2 separate regions of the Homo sapiens genome follow, and region 1 is linked to region 2. A link is a contact called in ENCODE Hi-C or POLR2A ChIA-PET data. All regions are on one chromosome and are shown on one strand. Each heading gives the region's core, a stretch centred on a gene start or an enhancer-like site at or near the end of the contact. The rest is flanking DNA. Distances are from core to core; before and after follow the strand shown. Region 1 holds the start of TMEM14C (transmembrane protein 14C). Region 2 overlaps GCNT2 (glucosaminyl (N-acetyl) transferase 2 (I blood group)).

Region 1 (6,952 bases), core at 4,001-6,500, 110 kb after region 2:
CTTACTTTAAATCATAGCTGTACCACTGACAAAGACCGTAGATAATACAATTCTCTGAGGTTGAGTTTCTTCAAGTATAAGGTGAGGGGGAGAGTGCGGGAATCATGGTGGATGATCCTAATTAAGGTTTGAGGCTTGCGCCTGCATAGGGAAGAATGAGCCCCTAAAGCCGTTCCTGCAGGTTAAGACAAGTCTCCCTATTAATTGTTCAGGAAGGTCTTCAATTAAATTGAAGGTCTGGCATACTGCAATTCCTGCAAGTTCTTAGTCATTATCAGCGTTGGCTGGTTAGAATCAGCTGTGATAAACAAGGGCTTCAATTTTGCTATCTGCAAGGTAGGTGCTGCCACAAGTGGAAAGTTTGTCTTTAAGAATATACGCCGCGACCGGGCATGGTGGCTCACACCTGTAATCCCGACACTTGTGGGAGGCCCAGGCAGGCAGATTGCTTGAGGCTGGGAGTGTGGGACCAGCCTGGCCAACATGGTGAACCACTGTCTCTACTAAAAACACAAAAAATAGCCAGGCATGGTGCCACACATCTGTAATCTCAGCCGCTCAGGAGGCTGAGCAGGAAAATCACTTGAACCTGAGAGGCAAAGGTTGCAGTGAGCTGAGATCATGCCACTGCACTCCAGCCTGGGCAACTGTTAGAAATGCTTGTTCCCCAGCACCACAAAATAGCACTCAAACATAAATTTAATTCTCTCAGCAAGGCCATTTTCACTTCCTGCAGAAAGGGTGCTTCTCACAGATGGAACAACGGCAATAGCACACTTGAACAAAGGAAAAGCAGAGGGTTTACACATTTGGGTCCTCCTTACTGCTGTGTCCTGCATGCATTGACTGGTGCTGGACCTCGGTCTTAAATTTCCAATTTGCTAACAACCTGAAACTTTCCTAAATAGTTAGGTGCAAGGGAGGATAAAGGAGACTAAGTTGCTTATGAAAGGTTTAAGGAAATAATAACATTTCCAAATAAGGAAGGGGCATAAAATATGAGCTGAGACTTGCTTGGGCCTGTCCAGACATGCCTGAATAAGCCAAAGCAACTAACTGGGCTAAATCGTAAGAACTAACAGTTGATAGCAGGCTTTGGAGTAAGATGTGATTATTCCTGGTGTCTATTTTTAAACCAAGACAAGGTTTGAAGAGAAGCTTTTCTACTTTCTACAACAGCAAAACTCCATCTCAAAAAAAAAAAAAAAAGCAAAAACCATGCTACAAAGGCCAGCAAAGCAGCTCATGCCTCTAATCCCAGCACTTTGGGAGACTGAGGTGGGCAGATGAGATTAAGAGTTTGAGACCAGCTGGGCCAACATGGTGAAACCCCATTGTGTCTGGACTTTGTGGGTTCGTCTTGCTGACTTCAAGAATAAAGCCACAGACCCTCATGATTGAATGTTACAACTGTTAAAGATGGTGGGTCCAAAGTTTGTTCCTTCCGACATTCAGACATTATCTAGTTTCTTCCTACTGGTGGGTTCACGGTCTCACTGATTTCAGGAATGAAGCTGCAGGCCTTTGCAGTGAGTGTTACACCTCTTAGAGGTGGCACATCTGCAGTTACTTGTTCTTTCTGGTGGGTTTGTGCTCTCTGCTAGCCTCAGCAATAAAACCACCAACCTCTGCAGTCAGTGCTACAGTTCATAAAGGTGGCACATCCAGTTTTTCATCTGCTTTCAGTGGGTTTGTGGTCTCACTAGCTTCAGAAGCAAAACTGTAGCCTTATCACGGTGAGTATTAAAACTCATAAACATTGCACGGATCTAAAGAACTATCAGCACCAACATTTATTGCAAAAAGCAAAAGAACAAAGCTCTGTCAGCCCAAGAAAACACCCAAGCACGTTTCCCCTACTGGCTGTGGGTGGCCAGTTTTTATTCCCTAATCTGGCCACACCCACATCCAGCTGATTGGTCCATTTTACAGAGTGCCGATTGGTGCATTTGCAAACCTTTAGCTAGACACAGAGTGCTGATTGGTGCGTTTACAATCCTTTGGCTAGATACAAAAGTTCTCCAAGTCCTGACCAGATTAGCTAGACACAGAGCGCTGATTGGTGCGTTTACAAACCTTTAGCTAGACAAAAAACTGCTGACTGGTGCATTTACAATCCTTTAGCTAGACACAAAAGTTTTCCAAGTCCCCACCCGTCCCAGAAGCCCAGCGGGCTTCACCTCTCGCTGGGAGTTGGGTGGGACTTTTTGGCAACTAGCCTGGGCACTCCGGGAGCTCCTCCCACACAACCAAGAGGAAAAGAGGAGGAGAGAGACAGAGACCCGCCATCGTGGCCAACGACCCCGCCAAGAGGGAACGGCGGTCCACGCACTGGACCCAGCCTCCGATCAAGCCCAGCAGGGGCCGGCAGGTCGCGCCAAGTGCGGGGCCCACCGAGCCTGCGCCCACCTGGAACCCGGGGCAGCGCAGCCCCAGTCCCCGCCTGCGCCTCTCCCTCCACGCCTCCCCACGAGCAGATGGAGCCGGCTCCGGTCTCGGCCAGCCCCAGGGAGGGCCCCGCACAGCGCAGCGGCGGGCTGAAGGGCTCCTCGAGCCTGGCCGATGCTAAGGAGGCACCGAGAGCAAGCGAAGGCTGCTAGTGAGAGGTGACGACGTGCTGGCAGTCCTCAGAGCCCTCGCTCTCGGCGCCTCCTCTTCCTGGGCTCCCACTTTGGAGGCACTTGAGCCCTTTAGCCCACCGCTGCACTGTGGGAACCCCTTTCTGGGCTGGCCAAGGCCAGAGCTGGCTCCCTCAGCTTGCAGGGAGGTGTGGAGGAAGAGGCGCGAGCGGAAACCAGGGCTGCGCGCGGCGCTTCCGCGCCAGTTGGAGTTCCGGGTGGGCGTGGGCTTGGCGGGCCCCGCACTCGGAGCAGCCGGCCGGCCGGCCCTGGGCAATGAGGGGCTTGGCACCCAGGCCAGCGGCTGCAGAGGGTGTACTGGGTCCCCCAGCAGTGCCAGCCCACCGGCGCTGCGTTGGATTTCTCGCGGGGCCTTAGCTGCCTTCCGACGGGGCAGGGCTCGGAACCTGCAGCCCGCCATGCCTGAGCCTCCCACCACCTCCGTGGGCTCCTGTAGGGCCCGAGCCTCCCTGATGAGCACCACCCCCTGCTCCACAGGGCCCAGTCCCATCAACCACCCAAGAGCTGAGAAGTGTGGGCGCAGGGCGCAGGACTGGAAGGCAGCTCCACCTGCAGCCCTGGTGTGGGATCCACTGGGTGAAGCCAGCTGGGTTAAGTCTGGTGGGGAGGTGGAGAACCTTTATGTTTAGCTCAGGGATTGTAAATACACCAATTGGCACTCTATATCTAGCTCAAGGTTTGTAAACACACCAATCAGCCCCCTGTGTCTGGCTCAGGGTTTGTGAATGCACCAATGGACACTGTATCTAGCTACTCTGGTGGGGACCGTGGAGAACCTTTATGTCTAGCTTAGGGATTGTAAATACACCAATCGGCACTCTGTATCTAGCTCAAGGTTTGTAAACACACCAGTCAGCACCGTGTGTCTAGCTCAGGGTTTGTGAATGCACCAATCCACACTCTGTATCTAGCTACTCTGGCAGGACCTTGGAGAACCTTTGTGTGGACACTCTATAGCTAATCTGGTGGGGACGTGGAGAACTTTTGTATCTAGCTCAGGGATTGTAAACGCACCAATCAGCACCCTGTCAAAACAGACCACTCGGCTCTACCAATCAGCAGGATGTGGGTGGGGCCAGATAAGAGAATAAAAGCAGGCTGCCCAAGCCAGTAGTTGTAACGCACTTGGGTTTTCTTCTATGTGGAGGAGGCTTTGTTCTTTCTCTTTTTCTTTTTGCAACAAATATTGCTGTTGCTCGGTGCTTAGGTCCTGTGTTGTCTTTACAAGTGGTAACGCTCACTGCGAAGATTTGCAGTTTTGCTCCCAAAGCTACGAAGACCACGATCCCACCGGAAAGAACAAACATATTCCAGACGCACTGCCTTAAGAGCTTTAACATTCGTTATAGAAGTCTGTAGCTTTGCTCCTTGAGCCAGTCCAAAGCTAGGGAGACCACGATCCCACCGGGAAGAACAAACAATTCCAGACACACTGCCTTAAGAGCTTTAACATCCACCACAGAGGTCTGTAGCTTTGCTCGTTGAGCCAGTGAGACAGCAAACCCACCAGCAGAAAAACTCCCTGAATACTTCTAAACATCGGAAGAAAAACTCTAGAGACACTGCTTTTAAGAACTAACACTCATCGCGAGGGTCTGCAGCTTTCTCAAGTCAGACCAAGAAGCCATCAATTTTGAACACACTGGCACGTTGTGATCTCTCACTATCTCCACTAAAAATAACAAAAATTAGCCTGGCAGCCAGGGGTGGTGGTACAGGCCTATAATCCCAGCTACTCAGGCAGCTGAGGCAGGAGAATCAGTTGAACATGGGAGTCAGAGGTAGTGGTGAGACAAGATCATACGCTGCACTCCAGCCTGGGCAATAGAGTGAGACTCCACATAAAAAAAAAAAAAACTTGGCTGGAATTCGCTTTATTCACTGACAATTATATTGGTCAGATTTGTGTATGTTGATACTTGTAGGGGATGGAGAGGGAGAAGTCAACGATGACAGCAAATTTTAGTGTAGAGCAACTAAGAGAATGGTGGTGCAGGAAACGGAATAGGAGTGACTCCAAGTGGGAATGGAGATAATATGCTGTGGATATTTTGGGTCCACAGAGCTGGGTAAAAATCAGGTTTAACTTACTCCCCATCCCCCTTTAAGATGCTTCTCAAGCAGCCTCACTCCCTAAAACAAACGGATATTTGGCTTTGAGCCACATTATTCTGCAGCCCCCGTATTTTCTTCCAGGCAGGCCCTTCCTGGTGTAGACAAGATCGGGCTTGAGTGACACTCCTCCCTGATGGCCTGCATCTGGTTTATACCCTGTAACTTGTTCCTCTATTAATGGGGTCCTTCAAAATCCAGCCTCAGATTCCCTGGTCCCGCAGCGGTGGCCTCACCTCTGGCGTGGCCGAGCTCACGTGGTCCGGCTTGTGCAAGTCCCAGGTCCAACTCCGGGTCTCCTGCTTTTGGCCACTCAGGATTGGACCTGGGACTGATACTGGTCGGCCCTGCAGGCGCTGCGGACAGGGGAAGCACAGAGATTCCCCGCCGCGTTCCCTGGACTCAGGAGCTCGCCGCGATGCCCCGCCCCACTCTCCACCCGCTGAATGCAGGGCGCATGCTGCTACTTGGCGGCTCAAGCCCCGCCCGCACCGTCCCCATTCTCTGACCGCCCCTCTCCCGGTACACTGCGCAGGCACAACAGAGCCGCTCCCCTCTCCTCGCCCCGCCACCGGGACGGAGAGCGCCCGCCGCTGCATTTCCGGCGACACCTCGCAGTCATTCCTGCGGCTTGCGCGCCCTTGTAGACAGCCGGGGCCTTCGTGAGACCGGTGCGAGTATTTGGGGATTATTCTTATTTTCTGCCACTTTTAACTTTTAGGGATTATTTAGGAGTTTCACGGCCGTCTGCTTTTCGTCCCCCCGATTCAGCGGGCCTTCAGGCCGTGTGGTCGGTGCTTTTCTCGTTGGGTATTTTCTGCTTTTAAAAGAAGTTGTGGATGCGCGGAGCCCCTGGGCTCCTGAGGCAAAGGCTTACCCATGTAGCATAGTGTTGCCTCGTTTCTTGGTGATTTTCTTGCTCCATCTCTTTAAAAGCCTCCCTTACTCGGTGCCGTCTCGAGTTAAGAACTGTGGGCAAGATCCCAAGCCCGCTGCCCTTCCCTGTTTTATGGAAACTTAATTCTTTTTTTTTTTTTTTTTGTCCTTGAGGGAGGGACTTGCTCTGTCGCCCATGCTTGAGTGCAGTTGCCTGAATATGTCTCATTGCAGCCTCTGCCTCCTGGGCTCAAGCCATCCTCCCACTTCAGCCTCCCAAGTAGCTGGGATTTACAGTCGCATATCACCATGCGCGATTAATTTTTTTATATTTTTTAGTAGACAATGGGTTTCACTATGTTGGCCAGGCTGGTCTTGAACTCCTAACCCCAGGTGATCCGCCCGCCTCGGCCTCCTAAAGTACTGGGATGACAGGCGTCAGCCACTGCGCTTGGCCTAATTCTTTAAACAGAATAAACGGGGTATGCATTGCTTTCATCTTTTGGCTCACTGGACACAGGATACTTTCTGTAAGAAAATAGAAGCTGTTTTTCCAAGGGTGTAGTGTCACATGTGAATATGACCACTGTTTCCGTATATTTTATCCTCTCCTACTACTGCCCTCCTAACAAGAACTGTGAGTTGGACGCAGAAGTTTCTAAAAAAGTTGAGCTTTGAAATTGGCTGTTGCAGCAGGGATGAAAAGCAACACCCCTACCTCCCCTCAAAAGAGACATTAAAGTAGTTGGATTAAGGGCACGGGAGTATTTGCTTTTGAATTTAGTGATAACATGGGTAGCTGATGAAATGACTAACACATTCCCTGATTTTAGAGCTGGTCAGTGGATCTTGCTGAGTTTCCCGTGGGCCTATGTGATTAAAACTGAGGTTTTCATGACAATGGTCAGCATCTGTTCAGGGTTTACTAGGTGCTAAGCACCTTTACATGTGACATCCATTGAATGCTCACTACAGCCCCAGGAAATCGGTACCAGTGTTATCCTCATGGTACAGTGAAGAATACTGAGACTTAGGTTGCGTAGCTTGCAGGTTGGACACACTTCTTTCTGACTGCTGGAGAGCTGTGCTTTTAACTACCTCTGATCCAGCTTGTTTTCTGCAGGTGCAGGCCTGGGGTAGTCTCCTGTCTGGACAGAGAAGAGAAAAATGCAGGACACTGGCTCAGTGTGAGTGCAGTAAATGGGTATGGAGTAGCCAGGAGCTTCTGGAAACCAGAGTTCCTTTCCTTAGCTGAAAAGAACCTTAAGAGTAGACTGCCTGGGATGGCATGGGGGATGGGAGGATCACTGGACCTGTGGGCCAGA
Region 2 (7,423 bases), core at 6-2,505:
CCTGATTCTGGAGGCTGGGAAGCTCAAGAGCACAGCAGTGGCATCTGGTGAAGGCGTTCATGCTGCATCATCTCATGGCATAAAGTGGAAGGGCAAGAGAGCACATAAGAGTGAGAACCAAGAGAGGGTCAAGCTTGCTTTTACAATAAATCCACTCCTGTGATAATGAGCCCAATCCTGCAATTATGAACCCATACTCAAAATAATGACATTAGTCCATTCATGATGTCAGAGCCCTCATGACCTGGTCAGTTCTTAAGGTCCCACCTCTCAAAACTGTTGCACTGGGGATCAAGTTTCCAACACATGAATTTTGGGGGACACATTCAAACCATAGCAGAGGGCAAGATTGTAAAAGCTCTTATGTGTTGTGGTCAGCATTTTGGGATCTTCCTGGCCGGAATGTGATCTATAGAACTGAAGTGATGGGTCTGGCCAGGGTTATAATTCTGAGGAGCTGGCTGGGGCAGTCTGCTTGGTTAGTGACAGTATGAAGCAAAGGAAAGAAATGACAGTTCAGAATCTAGCTCTTGAGGGAGGAGATAAGCATGAAGCTGGGTCCAGGGGAACAAATGTAGAAATGTAAAATGAGAAATGAAGTGAGGAGTTGGAATTCTGGTAAGGGTGGTAAGAGGCGGCAGAAGAGGTCTAGGATGAGACCAAGTCTGAGTTTGCTTGTTTGTTGGAGGGTGAGTGGTGGTGGGGCATCTCAAGCTGGCTTGAAAAATCAGACACAGGGTCAACCATTCAAATAGAAGGGTGACAGGATCAGTGCTGATTATAGGAAGAGCCATCTGGTGGTATTGACTGCATCTGGTGGAAATACTGCAGACAGAGAGACCCACTGGCAGGCAATTACAGTCTTCTTGATGAGAGATGTTGAGCACCTGAGTGAGGACTGTGGCATCAAAGGAAAGCAAAAGGTATGTGTTTGAGCAATGCTATTATCAACCAGCTTGGAGAACTGCTGGTAGATTGGAAATCCATTGGCGACTCCTGTACTGTGCAAAATTTCAACAGTCGTAGCTGGAAGGGAATAACTAGTGCATTAGGTTAATCGTGAAGGTGAAAGATTTTGAAGTATGGCAGGGTTTAGTGGAGCAAAGAAGGGAACATTCTCAGGCTACATGTCTGGGAATATGGAAGCTGAAGGCCTTCACCACCTCAGGAAAATCTGCTATAATTAGAAGAGTGTTTGACAAGAGCTAAAAATTATAAACAGCAGAGATGCATAGGCAGGCGGCCAATGGACCATGTCAGCATTGTAATGAAATCTGAACTGCTCTGAGCCAAGGATTGCCTATGTTTCTCAACTTTTTACTGACATTGCCTAGTCTTCACCAGAAGACTGTCCAAGAATGACTCTGGCTTGAAGGCATTTAGGCTGCTACTGAAGATATTAATAAATATAAATTCTCTAGATACATTAAGCTGAAAACCCCAAGAATATCCCATTCATGGCTTTACCTCCACCATCTACTCTGGAATGTTGGAGGCATGCAAGAAAGTATTTGAATAAGTGAGTAAATTATCTGGAAACAAAATCAACAAGTTCTTTAGCACATCTGCACTCCTAAACTAGAGCCTAGAAAATTCACTTAAATTTTCTAGGCTGTAGTTCACATAGCTTGGTAACGAGGGGGAGGCATTAGGAAATTTTTGAAATCCATTCAATTCTAAAATTCAGGGGTTTTCCTCCTTTCTTCATTTCATCTTTTCCTTTTAAACTAAGGAGTGAATTTGTTGGCAGTTATGCGAGATGAGTGCAGAGATGTCATATTAAGAATGCTATACCACTGTCTCAGGGACTACAAAACTAGAAACATCCACATCAAACAAAACAGGGTCTCTTTTAGTAAGTTTCTCGTGTTAAAAATCCTAAATAGGCCAAATGTGATGGCTCATGCCTGTAATCCCAGCACTTTGGGAGGCCAAGGTGGGAGGATTGCTTGAGTCCAGGAGTTTGACAGCCTGGGCAACATAGTGAGAGGAGAGCCATGTCTATTTGAAAAAAAAAAAAAATCCTAAGTGATCAATTGATCACTTGAACTGGTTCAATTGATCAATTGAACCAGTACTGGGTGGAAACAAATATATACTTTTAATTTCTTTCTTTCTTTTTTTTTTTTTTTGAGACGGAGTCTCGCTCTATTGGCAGGCTGGAGTGCAGTGACGCGATCTCAGCTCACTGAAACCTCCGCCTCCCGGATTCAAGCAATTCTCCTGCCTCAGGCTCCCAAGTAGCTGGGACTACAGGTGTGCGCCACCACGCCCGGCTAATTTTTGTATTTTTAGTAGAGACGGGGTTTCACCATGTTGGCCAGGATGGTCTCGATCTCTTGATCTCGTGGTCTGCCCGCCTCGGCCTCCCAAAGTGCTGGGATTACAGGCGTGAGCCACCATGCCCGGCCTATGTACTTTGAATTTCCAAAAATGACCCAAATTAGCAATCAGAATAAGAGGCTACAAGTTATTTAACACTACAATTCCCTGCCATTTGGTAATTTTCCATTTTTTTTGTTGTTAAAGTTAATTGAATTATTAGAATTAGTCACAAGCACAATTACTAAATTAATGAAGCAAATAAAGCTTAGATGTATATCAATAAACTTTTGTAAAAAATATAAAAGCAATACAACATTAAAGAAAGTTTTATAAGTAAGGAAAACACTGGTATTTCCTCCACTCACATTTCACATGCAAATATTTGTGCATGGTTTATTAATAGTATACAATTTCATATTCTGGTGTTTTTGTGGGGTTTTTTTTTTGTTTGCTTGTTTTTTTGATTCAGAGCCTCACTCTGTTGCCCAGGCTGAAGTGCAGTGGTGCAATCTCGGCTCACTGCAACCTCTGCCTCCTGGGTTGGAGCAATTCTCCTGCCTCAGCCTCCCAAGGAGCTGGGATTACAGGTGTGTGCCACCACGCCCGGCTAATTTTTGTATTTTTAGTAGAGACAGGCTTTCACCATGTTGGCCAGGCTGGTCTTGAACTCCTGACCTCAGGTAATCCACTCCTCTCAGCCTCCCAGAGTGCTGAGATTACAGGCGTGAGCCACCGCGCCCGGCCTTTGTTTTTGTTTTAACTTTAGATCAATCATTCTTAACCAGGGGTGATTTTGCACCTGAGGGGACATTTGGCAATGTCTGGAGAGATTTTGGTCTGTCACATCTGTGGTTGGGGACCTGCTACTGGCATCTAGTGGGAAGAGACTGGGAACACTGCTAAACATCCTAAACGACATAGGTCAGCCCCCACGACAAAGAATTACCTGGTCCAAATGTCGATAATGCTGAGGTTGAGAAAACTGCTTTAGATTATAGTAAAAAAAGCGGTCTTTTCCACAGAAACATTATCCCCATGATTTTATTAAAGGGATTATATTTTCAACCATGTATTTAGTGGTTATGTATGCCAGGCATTGCAAAGCACTGTACACAGATTTTTCTCATTTAGCCCTCCCAAAACCCTGTGAGGTTTTAAAGACGAGTACACCATGTCTTAAAGAGATTCAATAGTTGTTCAGAGTCATACAGTTAGTGGTAGCAATGCTTGTCTCTCCGACTTCAAAGCTGGTGCTGTCAGTTATCGTGTGTAATGTCATAATGAACATCTTCATATACGGATTTCTGCATTTTAAAAGTCCCTTCCGTAGCTTATTTTGAAGATATTAAAGGGTCAAAGGGAATTGGCAGTTATGGTGGCTTTTCCTACATGTTTCTAAATTGATTTTCTACAGCTGAACCAATTTCAGCACTACCATTGAATTGTGAGAAAGCCCTTTCAATATATTCTCATCAGCATTGACTATTTAACATTTAAAAACAAAATTCCTTGTTTTCTTAAGAAATTAAAAAGTATATATGTGAGCTTAAATAATAAGCAATTTCTGGAACTTGTTACCACAGATAGTTCTCCCAAAATGAGGACCAAACTGTGTAAGAATAATGAGAACGTCAAGTCAATATAAATAAAGCTTGCATTTCAAAGAATCATGTTTAACAAACGCAGTTATTTGACTAAGAAAGGCTGAGCCCCAAGAAAAACATTCCTGGTTACTCTGTAAACTTTGCCTCAAATGCTCTGTTTATATAAGCCTATGAAGAGCAAATGAGAGAATTGGATTTTATAGTTTAAAATGTTTTCTCAGATAATATTGACTTTTTTTTTTGCCCTGTCCTAGAAATAATGAAAAATAGGCCTTTGCTAGGATTCTTGTGAATGAAGGGTACGGTCCTACCCATACTCCCCATAACTACCCTCCCAGAGTCCTGACAAAGAATAGTGATAGTGATCCTAACAGCAAATATAATAATAATAGAATCGAGTCCAGTATTTTTCCAATACTAGTTGTGTCCCATTAGAGGATACAGAAATCACTTTAGTAGTTTTTGATCAGAATTTTTAAGATGAAACTAGACCAGAAAACAACATAAAATTAACAAGTGCATCGCATGTAATAAGCACAAGTATTGTTTTATGAAACTTGTTTGCTTTATATACGTGTGTGTGTGTGATGGTATACAGTGTTTTTTCTGTGGGTTGCAGTCTAAAAGGTTGAAAAGCCACTGATCAGATTTACCTACTTCATTTGAGAGGTGAGGTTTGGAGACGTTGGATGATGTCCAGGGATACCCAGCTGGTTAGTGGCAAAGCTGGAATGAGAACGGAAGTTCCCTAATCCCTAGGCCAGTGTCTACTCCATCAGGGTGCTCAGCCTGGGATCAGTCTCTGGCAGCAGGCAGGAAACAGGCTTAATAGAGAGGCTTTTAGGGAGTAGAGAAGGAGCAACTGGACATTGGCAAGAGTGATGGGACTGGTAGCTTTGGGATCTCCATGTATCTTTCAGCCCAAGCCAAATTAAATTACTTACTGAACAGTGAGCACATTGTACATTCAGGGTCTTCAATCTTAAGCTTGCCATTATCTCCTCAAAATAATAACCAAGTGATGCTTACTAGGTATTCAAATTGAGCTGTCACCAGAAGTCTTGTTGAATATTTTCTCACTTCCCTAAGCAAGTTGAACCAAGCAGGACAGATATGGAGAATGGATGATTGCTGATCACCCAGGTCATTATTGAAGGGCAAATTGAAATGGGTTGGTGCTTGCTAAGAAGGTAGAAGAGGCCGGGCACAGTGGCTCACGGCTGTAATCCCAGCATTTTGGGAGGCCAGGGCGAGTGGAGCACTTGAGTTCAGCTCAAGACCAGCATGGCCAACATGGTGAAACCCTATCTCTACTAAAAATACAAAAAATTAGCTGGACGTTAGTGGCACGCCCCTCTAGTCCCAGCTACTTGGAAGGCTGAAGCAGGAGAATCACTTGAAGCTGGGAAGCGGAGGTTGCAGTGAGCTGAGATTATGCCACTGGACTCCAGCCTGGGCAACAGAGCAAGACTCTGTCTCAAAAAAAAAAAAAAAAAAAAGAGAAAAAGAAGAAAGGTAGAAGAAATGCTTTTTGGTACTGAGAAGTAGAGATTATTACACCTTAAGTTGCCATGTCCTATTGGGAAATCAAGACAGCATCCAGGCCCGTCTGATCCTCACAAAACCTAAACGGTCCTCCCCATCAGCACTAAAGACTGACTGAGTCAATGGGGCCACCCTTGCATTGGGAATGGACGCGCGTTCATTCCTTTAACATTGGTTGAGAGTCTCCTGGTGGCCAAGTGCTATGAAGTCAAAGGCACTGTGAGAACTGGTCCTCTGCTCAGTGCAGCTTTTTCCTATAACAGGTGGGCTGATGCCTTCAAGGAGGTGATGTGAGAGATCCGTTAAAATGCATATATTCCTAGCAGTGGGAACAAGTTAGTTACAATTAACCCAAGGATATAGGGACCAGATTCACTCACAAGAGAAGATTTTGAGTGAGAATAGTTAGTAAGAGACTAACCTACAAACCTGATGAAGACTGAGGGAGAGAGGTCAAGGAGGGGAGGAAAAAAGGACAGTGCTGTTGCTCCCCAGGACAAGCTGCATCCTCCTCCCAGTGTTGCTTACAGCTGAGAGCTACTCACACTTGATCACACACAAGAATCTTCTGGGGATTTTGTGAAGATGCTGACGTTGGATGTTGATACAAGAGGCCTGGCGTGGGTCTCAATTTCTTTTTTGAGACAGGATCTCACTGTGTTACCCAGGCTAAAGTGCAGTGGCCTGATTTTGGCTCACTGCAGCCTTGACCTCCCATGCTCAGATGATCCTTCCACCTCAGTCTCCCGAACACCTGGGGCCCCAGGCGCACATCACAACACCCAGCTAATTTTTGTATTTTCATAGAGATGGGATTTCTGTATGTTGCCCAGGCTGGTCTGAAACTCCTGGATTCAAGAGATCTACCTGCCTGTTACAGGAAAGGGATCCCGATCCAGACCCCAAGAGAGGGTTCTTGGATCTTGCAAAAGAATGAATTCAGGGTGAGTCTTCAGTGCAAAGTGAAAGCAAGTTTATTAAGAAAGTAAAGGAATAAAAGAATGGCCACTCCATAGACAGAGCAACCCCGAGGGCTGCTGGTTGCCCATTTTTATGGTTATTTCTTGAAGATACACTAAACAAGGAGTGGATTATTACCCCCGTTTAGACCATAGAGGGCAACTTCCTGACATTGCTATGGCAGTGGTGGGAGTGTAGCAGGACGACCAGAGATTGCTCTCATCGCCACTTTGGTTTTGGTGGGTTTTGGGCGGCTCCTTTACTGCAAACTGTTTATATCAGCAAGGTCTTTATGACCTGTATTTTGTGCTGACTCCTGTCTCATCCTGCTATGTCTGGAATTGGTGGGTTCTTGGTCTCACTGACTTCAAGAATGAAGCTGCGGACTCTCGCAGTGAGTGTTACAGTTCTTAAAAGCAGCGGGTCTGGAGTTTGTTCCCTCTAATGTTTGGATGTGTTCAGAGTTTTTTCCTTCTGGTGGGTTCGTGGTCTCGCTAGCTCAGGAGTGAAGCTGTAGACCTTTGCAGTGAGCGTTATATCTTTCAAGGCGGTGCGTTTGGAATTGTTTGTTCCTACCAGTGGGTTCGTGGTTTTGCTGGCTTCAGGAGTAAAGTTGCAGACCTTCGTGGTGAGTGTTACCACTCATATAGGCTGTATGGACCCAAACAGTAAGCAGTACAAAGATTTATTGCAAAGGACAAAAGAACAGCACTTCCACAGTGTGGAAAGCAACCTAAACAGGGTACCGCTGTTAGTTTTGTCAGCCTGCTTTTATTCTCTTATCTGGCCCCACCCACATCCTGCTGATTGGTCTGTTTTACAGAGAGCTGATTGGTGCATTTACAATCCCTGAGCTAGACACAAAAGTTCTCCACCTCCCCACTAGATTAGCTAGACACAGAGTGCTGATTGGTGCATTTACAAACCCTGAGCTAGATACAGAGTGCCGATTGCTGCATTCACAATCCCTTAGACATAAAGGTTCTCCA

What was found. Hi-C counts contacts between places; a loop is a spot of excess contacts on that map. ChIA-PET counts read pairs that join two places held with the same protein, here RNA polymerase II (POLR2A).
Region 1: a map of sigmoid colon shows a loop between it and region 2 (2.0-fold over the local background). The contact joins the promoter of TMEM14C here to the enhancer-like site in region 2. A Hi-C loop is called at or near these places in 1 of 168 maps with a recorded cell type or tissue (sigmoid colon). POLR2A ChIA-PET finds 5 or more read pairs at or near these places in 3 of 52 experiments (Panc1, activated B cell and activated CD4-positive, alpha-beta T cell).

The regions. Positions count from the first base shown.
Region 1 is chr6:10,717,820-10,724,771 of GRCh38, forward strand. It overlaps TMEM14C (transmembrane protein 14C), which reads left to right and starts at 5,251. Exons shown (of 6, transcript NM_016462.4): 1 at 5,251-5,422; 2 at 6,751-6,814. The coding sequence starts at 6,795. RefSeq lists silencers at 2,308-2,467, 2,798-2,937, 5,182-5,311 and an enhancer at 5,251-6,147.
Region 2 is chr6:10,609,218-10,616,640 of GRCh38, forward strand. The region is part of intron 3 of GCNT2 (glucosaminyl (N-acetyl) transferase 2 (I blood group)); the gene reads left to right. Among named protein-coding and RNA genes, the nearest start is that of C6orf52, 82 kb to the right of the region's middle. Within about 2 kb of position 1,256, at least 4 of the 41 ENCODE cell types and tissues checked have a DNase peak (open chromatin) inside an H3K27ac peak, as active enhancers do.